2 separate regions of the Homo sapiens genome follow, and region 1 is linked to region 2. A link is a contact called in ENCODE Hi-C or POLR2A ChIA-PET data. All regions are on one chromosome and are shown on one strand. The core of a region is the stretch at or near the end of the contact, and the rest is flanking DNA. Distances in the headings are between cores, read along the strand shown.

The links. Hi-C counts contacts between places; a loop is a spot of excess contacts on that map. ChIA-PET counts read pairs that join two places held with the same protein, here RNA polymerase II (POLR2A). Pooled maps may share reads with other maps.
Region 1: a loop to region 2 is called in a pooled map, with 1.8 times the contacts of the local background. The contact joins two enhancer-like sites. A Hi-C loop is called at or near these places in 3 of 168 maps with a recorded cell type or tissue (CD4-positive, alpha-beta memory T cell, lower leg skin and posterior cingulate gyrus), 3 of 37 single-sample maps with no recorded cell type and 2 of 50 pooled maps. POLR2A ChIA-PET finds 5 or more read pairs at or near these places in 9 of 52 experiments (GM12878, H1, MCF 10A and 6 more).

The regions. Positions count from the first base shown.
Region 1 is chr3:171,345,820-171,351,134 of GRCh38, reverse strand. All of the region lies in intron 2 of TNIK (TRAF2 and NCK interacting kinase), which reads left to right. Among named protein-coding and RNA genes, the nearest start is that of TNIK, 110 kb to the left of the region's middle. RefSeq lists an enhancer at 3,601-3,650. Within about 2 kb of position 3,339, at least 5 of the 41 ENCODE cell types and tissues checked have a DNase peak (open chromatin) inside an H3K27ac peak, as active enhancers do.
Region 2 is chr3:171,303,332-171,309,332 of GRCh38, reverse strand. The region is part of intron 2 of TNIK (TRAF2 and NCK interacting kinase); the gene reads left to right. Among named protein-coding and RNA genes, the nearest start is that of TNIK, 150 kb to the left of the region's middle. Within about 2 kb of position 2,437, at least 15 of the 41 ENCODE cell types and tissues checked have a DNase peak (open chromatin) inside an H3K27ac peak, as active enhancers do.

The DNA of each region.
Region 1 (5,315 bases), core at 2,090-4,589, 41 kb before region 2:
TGAATTGCCTGAGCTCAGGAGTTCGAGACCAGCCTGAGCAACATAGTGAAACGTCATCTCTACTAAAAATACAAAAATTAGCCAGGTGTAGAGGCACGTGCCTGTAGTCCCAGCTACTTGGGAGGCTGAGGCACGCGAATAGCTTGAACCCAGGAAGTGGAGGTTAAGAAAAAAGAATATATGAGACAGATTAAAGTGTCCAGCAAGTGTTATTATTATGGGAAGCAGCAGGTTAAAAGCATAAAGTTTGGGGTTGTATCCCTTGGGACCAGAATCTTGGCTCTACCACTTATTGGTAGACCTAGGCTTCATTGCTTAACCTCTTTGTGCTTTGGTTTTCTCTTCTGAAATTTAGGAATAATAGTACCTAGCTCATAAGGATTAAATGAGATAATACATGAAATGGCATTTAGAAGAATTTTAGGTATACAGTGAGTACTCAAAAAAGTTAGTTTTTATGTATGCAGTATACTCTGTTATCTGAAATTCAGTTACAGGATTGAGTTTCTTTGGGCATTTTTTTTTTTTTTTTTTTTTTTAGCAACAGAGCTTTAAACTTGTTATATGGAAATCTTTCACTTCCTCTTCCTCTTAATTGCAGTAGTTAATTTTCCTCATGCTAATTGGATTTCAACAGGGAGAAGAATTAACAGAAAATATTTGAATGTGGCATTATCAGATGTAGTCATCTAATATCTTCAAATGTCATAGAGAGCTTTTTCATTCTGGGTGTTGAGATTAGTTGTAAAGAGCTCTAGAAACACCTCAGAATCCTGGATCAAACAGCCTGGTTCCTAATCTAGATTCAGATTCAACAAATACGGATTGGCTACCAGGTTTGTTCTTGGCTACCAGCTTTGTTCCAGGAACTGTTCTGGAACAAATACAGAGGTTAAGACCATAGGTTTGGATCTAAGCAGATCTGAGTTCAAATTTTGATTCTGCTTATTAGCTGCAATATTTTGTGTAAATATTGTGTAAGGACAATGGTATAGACAATATTGGCAGAGGCAAAAGAACTAATTAAGAATCTCATTCACCCTCCTCAAAAACATTTGCTATAATGTTGTATTTTATGTCTTGTTTGTTCTGTAATTCTTCTATATGTTCATTGAAAAATATATAGAATATTTTCCTTTGGGTAGCCCATCTTCTAGCTCCCTGGGAAAGATTTCATTGGCCACTAAAAACAACTTAAGATCTTGCTTTGGGAGTAGATAAGTTCATTCACTCAGATTTAACAATTTTAAGACATACAAAAAAAGCCCTCGAATACTACTTTTAGAAGATCCTGGATACCATTGGCTGCTGCTTATTCCACAATGAATGTATGCTCGGTGTAACTAGAATACGCAAGAATGGATAGCTTTCAAATATTAGTGGGGAAAATATCCTTTACATCAAAACATGACTGAAATGGAATGGATTACAGGAATGTTGGAAATACTGGGCTAAAACATTATTCTGACTTTCCATCATCCTGTTTTGACAGGACCCTAGACAGGCAGTTTTGGGGAAATGTGTCAAATTTGTGTTGAGCTAGAATAAACAATCTAATTGTGTGACACTGCCTCTTGGGAATCAGGAGTCAGCTTCTTCCTCACCCTGAAGTGATTAGTTTATGCCCTGGAGCTGTCTGACCCTTGTAAAATTATCCCAGCTGGTAGGACTGCAGTGGCTGATCTCATTTTTCTGTGAATGTCTTATTCTTGTGGGAATCTTTATCAATCATCTGCCTCTCTTTGTACAATACAAGAGTTATTGTAGGATTGTTTCATGGGCTAGTAAAAGGAGGTGCTTTGTACCAACCAACAAATATTTCTTGCTCTCTTGCCAGTGTGAACCACTAATTCTGAAAAATATGATATGTGATTTAAAATATAAATAAGCACTCAGACCACTATCCAAAATTTCTAATTTTCCCAGTAGATTGGTGGTGGAAGTTCTGGTCATGTTTTACTGTTTTTCTTGAGAGATGAAGGTAGTTGATGATCTATATGGAAACTTTTTTGGGTGTTATAGCTGAGAGTCTGAATCCTAGTATTTCTAGGATTCTAGGATATCACTAGTTTTCAGCCATTCAGCAATACCAACCTCTTTTTTTTTTTCCAAGTTCATCCTAGAACTTGCAGTCTTTTTGCTTAATATTTTTCATTAAAGTATTTTATTTACTTAAATTTTTCAAAAAGAAAATTCGTTGCTACCGTAAATGAGAAACTCAATATTTTCAGCTATATTTAAAAATATAGTACATACTTTTTAAATTAAAATATTTGCCCTTGTCTCACTAAATCATGTTGGTATTTGGACCACTATACTTTAAGAAATAACACTTTCATTTGTGTTTGAGGCTTACCAGCATAGCAGAGGAGAGGGACTCAAACACAAATGAAAGCACTACCCGGTGCTGTAGTATGACTGTTGTAGGCCCTCCCCATTTTTGCCTCCGTGGGCCCCTTTCTCCAAGAAAAATAAAACAACAAAAAGTTAAAAATTAGGCTTTATAACCTCATTGGTGTAAGACAAATATTATATGTTAAAACATTTTCTTTGGCCTAAGAATTAGTTTTTATCTTCTAATTTTAAAATAAGAATAATTTTTTGTTGACTGCAAAAAGTACTGTAGGCTCTAGGTCCTGTGCTGTCTGCATCTAATGGATACGTTCGTTGGCCTGTAACCACCCCATCCTCTTCAAGAGATCTAAAGGCTTCACTCGGTGGTGGTGTGGAAACCACAAAAATGAAATGTATTTGGAATCTTCTGTTATATCCTTAAAATTTAGATGGATTCTCTTTATGCCACATGATAATCATTGTTGCGTCAGTTTAAAATTATGTTAATGAAATTACTATAGAAAGGTTGACTTAAACAAAATCTATGGTTTCCTGCTGCTGTAATACTTGGCATAGAGCTGAGTGCCCCAGGGAGTACTTGTGCTCTGGTTTGGAAGCACAGGCATGAGGCATGTTAAAGTAGAAAAGCTTTTCTTTTTTTCCTTTTAAACTTGTGCTCAAGAGAAGAAATTGGGTTTATAATGGATTTACTTGTTGTCAAAAACAAACTATAGATATCATCCTAGCACTGTGGCTACCATGCACAGACAACCTTAACAGTGAATAAGTAAGTCCATGCAGATTCTTTAGAAGATGGTAGAAGAATCTACACAGCACTATTTGGTTTCAAGCTCATTTGTAAGTCTTCTTTTCTTAGAGCCTAGTGAGTGATTTACACTCTCTTAGCTATTTCTAGCAAAGAGGAAGAACAGTCACTCTTGATGAGTGACTAAAACTGCTGCTTTTACCTCCTTTTTAAGAAGTCACTTCCCTAGGTTTCCTTGGTATTAAGAGGGGGATGGCTTTCCCCTTTTGTCCTCTCATTACTCTCTTATCTAGGACAGGCTATTATAAAAGCTTTTTGTTTGTGAGATCAGTTCTGATTTCTAACTTCCCCACTCAAACCGAAATACCACACTTGAAGTTCCCCCAAATTGCTGCTGCTCCGATGACTCCTGGGTATTGTACGCTAAATTCAAGGATCTTTATTTAGGTTCTTTGCTCTCTTGAAAAGAAAATCCTAATGAGTCACCCAGTTTGCTGATTGCTTTGTAGGTGTGACCAGTTAAATGCAATGATAGTGGAGTTGAAATAGAAGAAGTCATTTGGGCTAGCTCATTTATCCTGAATCTAATGTAGCCTGTTGGCTTCTCTTTACTTGTGTGTGTGTGTGTGTGTGTGTGTGTGTGATAGGCACTTCTCAGCTGAGGGCCAGCTCTGCAGGCACTTAGGACTTGTATACCAGGCATCTAGATGCTACTTAGAACTAGCTTGGCTGTCAAAGAGAAGAGAGTGTGCTCTATGTGTTTGGTGCCTGAGCTAGGGTTTTGTCATTTTTCTTTTCTTTTTTTTTTTTTTTCAGCAAATGAACCAGTGAGTGAAGGGCATTATCACAACTCCAAGAACCAACTAGGAGTCACCCATGACATCATCTCCTGAATTTCATCACCAAGCCCAGCTGATCCTATTTCCTAAATGGTTCCTGATTTCTCTCTTCTGTTTTCTGTCTCTGCCACCACTGTCCTAGCACAGGCATTGCACATCTCTCATATGAACGCCTGCAGGACTGTCCCTTGATGTTATCCTTGCAGCCCCTACATTCCTACTGTGCAGCCAGTAAAGTCATATTAAAATGCTTATTTGATCATGTCTCTCTCCTGTTTAAAACCTTTTGAATGATTTCCCATGTGATCAAGAGTAAACTTAGCCTACAAGGCCCAGGATGATCTGAACACAACCTTCTTCTTAGTGCTGTTCTTTCTCACTCTCTGGGATCCAGACATACTGCTTTCTCTTTACACAGAAAACCTAATTTGCTTCCTCCTGCCTCAAGACCTTTGCACATTCCTGCTCCTGGAATGTTCTTCTCCTGTTATTAACTCCATGTCACTTTCTCACAAAACTGTTCTTCATCCTCCAGAAGATCCCAGGCCCCGTTTGGGCTTTCATACCCCCGGCACATTCTGGTGGGGTGCTAAACTCAGATTATAGTGATACACATTGGTTGAATAATATATTTATCAGACTATAAGCTCCATGAGGCCAGAGACTTGTCTACTTTGCTTACCACAGTATTCCCAGTAACTAGCACAGACCTACCAAAGACTGGCTGCTCAATAATTTAAAGAATAAGTAGAGTGCAGTGCAAGGATGACATGCGCAAGGTGTATATGAATAAATAAGGAATCATACTTACATATCCAAGTCATCAGAAAATGTTTAATTATGGACCATATCTTTAATAGGGCACAAGGTTACATAATACAGCTTCAGTGATTTTTCTTCAAAAATCATAAAATCAGTGTAGAGACTTGAAGGCATTTATCTACAGTGACTCAATTCTGCATAGATTGTTAAGCTTTTAGAGTAATTAATGATCAACCACGCCAAGCAGAGTCTGACTGCAGTGCCCTTCTTCCTGCTGTTTCATCTGCCTGTGATCCTCTTCTCCAGACACCTCTGTTGCTTGTTCCTTCACTTTCTCCAGGTCTCTACTCAAATGTCATTTTATTAGAGAGGCCTTCCCTGACCACCTTATAGAAAATAACACCCCACCCTCTCCATTCCCTGTTCCCCTTACCATGTTTAATTTTTTTCCCGTAGCATTCATCACCATCTACCATCCATCCATCCATTCATCATTCATTCATTCATTTGTTCACTTCAGTCTCTTTTCACTAGACTGTGCCTTGTAGATAAATAAGGATTCTGTTTTTGTTGAGTACTCCATCCTTAGCACCTAAAACAATGTTAAAACAACT
Region 2 (6,001 bases), core at 1,188-3,687:
TTAAGTGAGAATATACAGTATTTGGCTGTCTTTTCCTGTGTTATTTTACTTGGGATGATGACCTCCAGCTCCATCCATGTTGCTGCAAAAGACATGGTCTCATTCTTTCTCATGGATGCATAGTATTCCATGGTGTATATGTACCACATTTTTTTTTTCCAGTCTACCAATGATGGGCATTTAGGTTGATTCCATGTTTCTGTTACTGTGAATAGTGCTACAGTGATCATAACATGTGCATGTGTCTTTATGGTAGAATGATTTATATTCCTTTGGGTATATATGCTGTAATGGGATTGCTGGTTCAAAATGGTAGTTCTGTTTTTAAGTGCTTTGAGAAATCACCGAACTGCTTTCCATAGTGGCAAAATGAATTTACATTTCCACCAGCAGTGTATAAGCATTCCCTTTTCTTTACAGCCTTGTCAGCATCTGTTGTTTTTTGACTTTTTAATAACCATTCTAACTGGTGTGAGATGGTATTTCATTGTGGTTTTGGTTTGCATTTCTCTAATGATTAGTGATGTTGAGCATTTTTTCATATGCTTGTTGGATGCATGTATGTCTTCTTTTGAAAAGTGTTCATGTCCTTTGCCCACTTTTAAGTGGTGGTGTTTGTTTTTTGCTTGTTCAATTAAGCTCCCTATGGAGTCTGGATATTAGGCCTTTGTGAGATGCATAGTTTGCAAATATTTTGTCCCATTCCATAAGTTGTTTGCTTTCTTGAAAGTTTCTTCTGCTGTGCAGAAGCTCTTTGATTTAATTAGGTCCTATTTGTTAATTTTTGGTTTTGTTTGAATTGCTTTTGGCATCTTTGTCATAAAATCTTTGCCAGGGCCTATGTCTAGAATGGTATTTCCTGGGTTTTCTTCAAGGATTTTTATAGTTTTAAGTTTTACATTGAAATTTTTGATGCATTTTTGAGTTGATTTTTGTGTGTGGTGTAAGGAAGGGGTGCAGGATGGCTAACCAGTTATCTCAGCACCATTTATTGTATAGGGAATCCTTTCCCCATTGCTTGTTTTTGTCAGCTTCGTCAAAGATCAGGTGGTTGTAGGCGTGTGTCTTTATTTCTGGGTTCTCTGTTCTGTTTCATTCATCTATATGTCTGTTTTTGTACTAGTACCATGCTGTTTTGGTTACTATAGCACTGTAGTATAGTTTGAAGTCTGGTAATGTGATGCTTCTTGCTTGCTTCTTTTTCCTAGGATTGTTTTCACTACTCAGGCTCTTTTTTGGTTCCATATGAATTTTATAATAGTTTTTTCTAATTCTGTGAATAATGTCATTGGTAGTTCAATAGAAATAGCATTTAATCTGTAAATTGCTTGGGATAGGATGGCCAATTTAACAATATCGATTCTTCCAGTGATAGATTTTTCAAGTACAAGAATATATAAACATTTCATTAGCTGCAGAGTGATAACGTCATCTCGTGGCACATAGCCTCTGGAAAATTTCACTGTACAATTGTGAAGAATGAGAATGAAAAAGTCTTATAACATTATAGTATTATTATAAAGATGTCTTGACCTCATGGACCCCTGAAAGGGTCTCAGAGATCCTCAGAGGTCCCCAAACCACTTTGAGAACCATCCCAGACCATTGACAGGAGATGTTTATACTCAAGATTTGGGATGATTGTGCTGATTCTTTCATTTAGTCAACTGTCAGTTCTTTTTCCAGGATAAATAGGCTTATACGCAGTTTTGAAAATGAAGGCTGAATTTCACAAATCACTTGTGGTCTGGAATTGGTACTACTAGTGGTAAAAAAGTAAGAAAACTCAAAACAACAAAGAACGAAATTCAATAGTTTCTAATCTTTCAGTAACTATTTTGCACAGATTAGGTTAGACTTCTGAGTCAAATGAATGAAGAGAATGCATATTAATCATATATCACAAGGAACTTCTTGACCCCTTAGAGTAAGTGAACATGGAATGTGTGTGCAGTTTCTAAACATGGAAATATGTAAGAAGAGGCCTTCCCTTGAAGTCCTGGTTGACATGGATGAGGCTGGATGCAGGGTTTCTATTTGATGATCCTGAGCCTGGCATGACTTTCAGCTTTTGAGATTCTGCCCAGAGTGGTAGCACAGAATGGCAATTTTTGCCACCACCAGCCTGTTTTTACTACTCTCTCACCTCACCACCACCCATAAAATTTAATAGAAAAGAAATAAATAGAAAATAGGTTTTGGAAACGTATGTGAAGGACGATTTGGTATTAGGGCTGAGTGTTTTTAGACTAGCTACCTTTTTACTATCAACCTCTGGCCGTGGCCATGAATTTCTCGGTCTAAATCTTTTTTCTGAAGATGCACAGTAGACAAGCCTCCCTAAAACATGAAGCATGCTGTTGACTTTGTTCCCGGGGCTTGTGTCTGCCAAGTCTGACTAGTCAGTTCCCATCGCTGCTGGCTGAGGTTTTTCCCATCACCACGGCAGCAGAACACACTTGCCTTCTCTCTTTAGATGGTTTGTTATTTTAAGAAAAGCCGAGCATGGAATCGCTGGGAATCATTGCTGCTTCTGACCACAGAGAACACGTTTTCCCTACTGGTTGTTTTTCTTTTCAGCTTCCTGGGGCTTTAGTGGTATTTACATTTAGGCCCTGTCATTTTGCTTTTTCATGAAAGCCCATTTGAATGAGGCACTTGGAATCCAAATATAATTTTGTTGTTGTTGTTCAAAAGGAATCCAAACGTTTAAGAGTCTCACCATTGGTCACTGAAATGGAAAGATTAAAAAATTTCATTTGCTTAGTTTTTCTTCTTTAAATTTGGTAAAAGTCATTTTGCATGCCCTGAGAAGCGCAGCTGGCATCTATAACCTGCCTTCCTACTTTATAAAATGTAATTTTGTACTCCCCACTTTCAGATCTGTGATGCAAAGTTGGTGAAAGAGTCCCGAATGAATATCCATATGAAATATTTTCTTTTTCTTTAATTTAAATTTTAACTTTTACTTTAGCTTCAGGGGTACACGTGCAGGTTTGTTACATAGGTAAACTCATGGTTTGGGGGTTTGTGTACAGATTGTTTAATGACTTGAGTAACTGAGCATAGTACCTGACAGATTTTTTTTCTGAACTTCTCCCTCCTCCTAACCTCCTCCCTCAAGTAGGCCCTAATGTGTGTTGTTCCCCTCTTTCCATCTATGTGTTCTCATTATTTAGCTCCCACTTATAAGTGAGAACATGTGGTATTTTGTTTCCTGTTCCTGTGTTAGTTTCCTAAGGAAATGGCCTCCGGTTCCATCCACGTTCCTGCCAAGGACATGATCTAGTTCTTTTTTATGGCTTCATAGTATTCCATGGTATATATGTACTACATTTTATTTATCCACTCTGTCATTGATGGGCAATTAGTGATTTCATGTCTTTGCTATTGTGAATACTGCTGCAGTGAACATATGCATGCATGTGTCTTTATGGTAGAATAATTTATATTCATTTGGATATATACCCAGTAGTGGGATTGCTGGGTCGAAATGGTAGTTCTGTTTTAGGTTCTTCGAGTAATCTCCACATTGCTTTCCACAATGGCTGAACTAATTTACATTCACACCAGCAGTGTATAAGCGTTGCCTTTTCCATGCAACCTCACCAGCATCTGTTAATTTTTTACTTTTTAACAGTAGCCATTCTGACTGGTGTGTGATTGTATCTCATTGTAGTTTTGATTTGCATTTCTCTAATTGTTAGTGATATTGAGCGTTTTTTCATATATTTGCTGGCCACATGTATATCTTCTTTTGAAAAGTGTCTTTTCATGTCCTTTGCCCACTTTTTAATGGGATTGTTTGTGTTTTGCTTGTACATTTGTTTAAGTTCCTTGTGGATTCTGGATATTAGACTTCGTTAGATGTATAGTTCAGAAATATTTTCTCCCATCCTGTAGGTTTTCTGTTCACTCTGCTGATAGTTTCTTTTGCTATGCAGAAGCTCTTTAATTTAATTAGGTCCCATTTGTCAAGTTTTGCTTTTGTTGCAATTGCTTTTGGCCCAGATGAAATATTTTCTTTAATGGGAAAAGAGTGTTTCAGGTCCTCAAATGTTCCTGCACTCATTGTAGCCTTTTCCTCAGTGGTCTGGTTGAAGAAAATGAAAGAAACAAATAATATGTGCTATGTACTGGCCGCATTAAAGTCAGGTTATGCTTTAGCTCTCTAAGTGACTAGTGCTGTTAATCTAGTGTTTATTAGCACTGTTTTCAGGCACCCTTCTCACTTAAAGCTTGTCTGTGGCCCCATTTTCTTTACTTTTTCCTTTTTTTTTTTCCCTGTGGCAGAGATTTTCAATTTCTTTTTTTTTTTTTTTTAATTATACTTTAAGTTTTAGGGTACATGTACACAACGTGCAGGTTTGTTACATATGTATCCATGTGCCATGTTGGTGTGCTGCACCCATTAACTTGTCGTTTAGCATTAGGTATATCTCCCAATGCTATCCTTCCCCACTCCCCCCACCCCACAACGGTCCCCGGTGTGTGATGTTCCCCTTCCTGTGTCCATGTGTTCTCATTGTTCAATTCCCACCTGAGTGAGAACATGTGGTGTTTGGTTTTTTGTCCTTGTGATAGTTTGCTGAGAATGATGGTTTCCAGCTTCATCCATGTCCCTACAAAGGACATGAACTCATCATTTTTTATGGCTGCATAGTATTCCATGGTGTATATGTGCCACATTTTCTTAATCCAGTCTATCATGGTTGGACATTTGGGTTGGTTCCAAGTCTTTGCTATTGTGAATAGTGCCGCAATAAACATACGTATGCATGTGTCTTTAAAGCAGCATGATTTATAATCCTTTGGGTATATACCCAGTAATGGGGTGGCTGGGTCAAATGGTATTTCTAGTTCTAGATCCCTGAGGAATCGCCACACTGACTTCCACAATGGTTGAACTAGTTTACAGTCCCACCAACAGTGTAAAAGTGTTCCTATTTCTCCACATCCTCTCCAGGACCTGTTGTTTCCTGACTTTTTAATGATCGCCATTCTAACTGGTGTGAGATGGTATCTCATTGTGGTTTTGATTTGCATTTCTCTGATGGAATGGCCCCATTTTCCCCCATCACCATGGCTCCTCCTCTGCTTTCCTTGTGGGGCTTTCACATTCTTGGCACCTGCTGACCTAGCAGCAGGCATTTTTCTGCCACTTGTCAACTCTCATCTGACTGTGGCCACCTTGTTTCCCTGCAGACATCCATATGTACTCTTCTGGTCTCTCTTTTTACATAATTCCTCTCACCTCTGTTCCTTCACATATTCCTCCCACCCCCACCTCCTCTCATGGTTCAACTCAGGTCACCCTTCCTCCCCCGGGCCTTCTTCAGTGGAAGTGAATCCATGTTGGCTGTCTTGTTCTTCAGCGCCTCTGCACATATCCAGTCTACACTCTATAAAGGTTCCTTGCCTCGGACTATCTCACCTGACTCACAGTCATAATATAGGTCCTGGTGTTGCCTTCCTCTGAGGATAGGACCATAGGCTAGCAATGATATTTTTCTTAACACCACCAGAAAACAGGTGGAGTCAGGGGGCTATGTATAGAGTGTTTACTCATACCTAGTAGCTTTTGAAGAGTTGATCCTAGAAGAATAGTGAAATATACATGTTTGACAGATTGGAGATGCAAAGGAAAAAAGTCTGAGTTGAGCCTTGGGATGCTCAGTTCTAAGGTTTTTATGTGAAGGCCATGCCATAAAATGCCCCAAATTCTTGATGGAAGGGCAAGCATTTAGTAATATAATTGGAATGTGTTGAAGTGTTACATATTCTATATGCATATGTTTACATATATAATAATTTTCTGTATTTAGTGAAACAAGGATGTGTGATGGGCTGTCAAAAGATGTTTTTTACTTATGTTAATCAGTTCTACACCAGTGTCAGATACTTTGATACCTGAAATATGTGTTTCAAAATTTCAAATAAAATTTATGACATGAAGATATCATAGATTATTAATTGAAATCATGCTAATGTCATATATTAG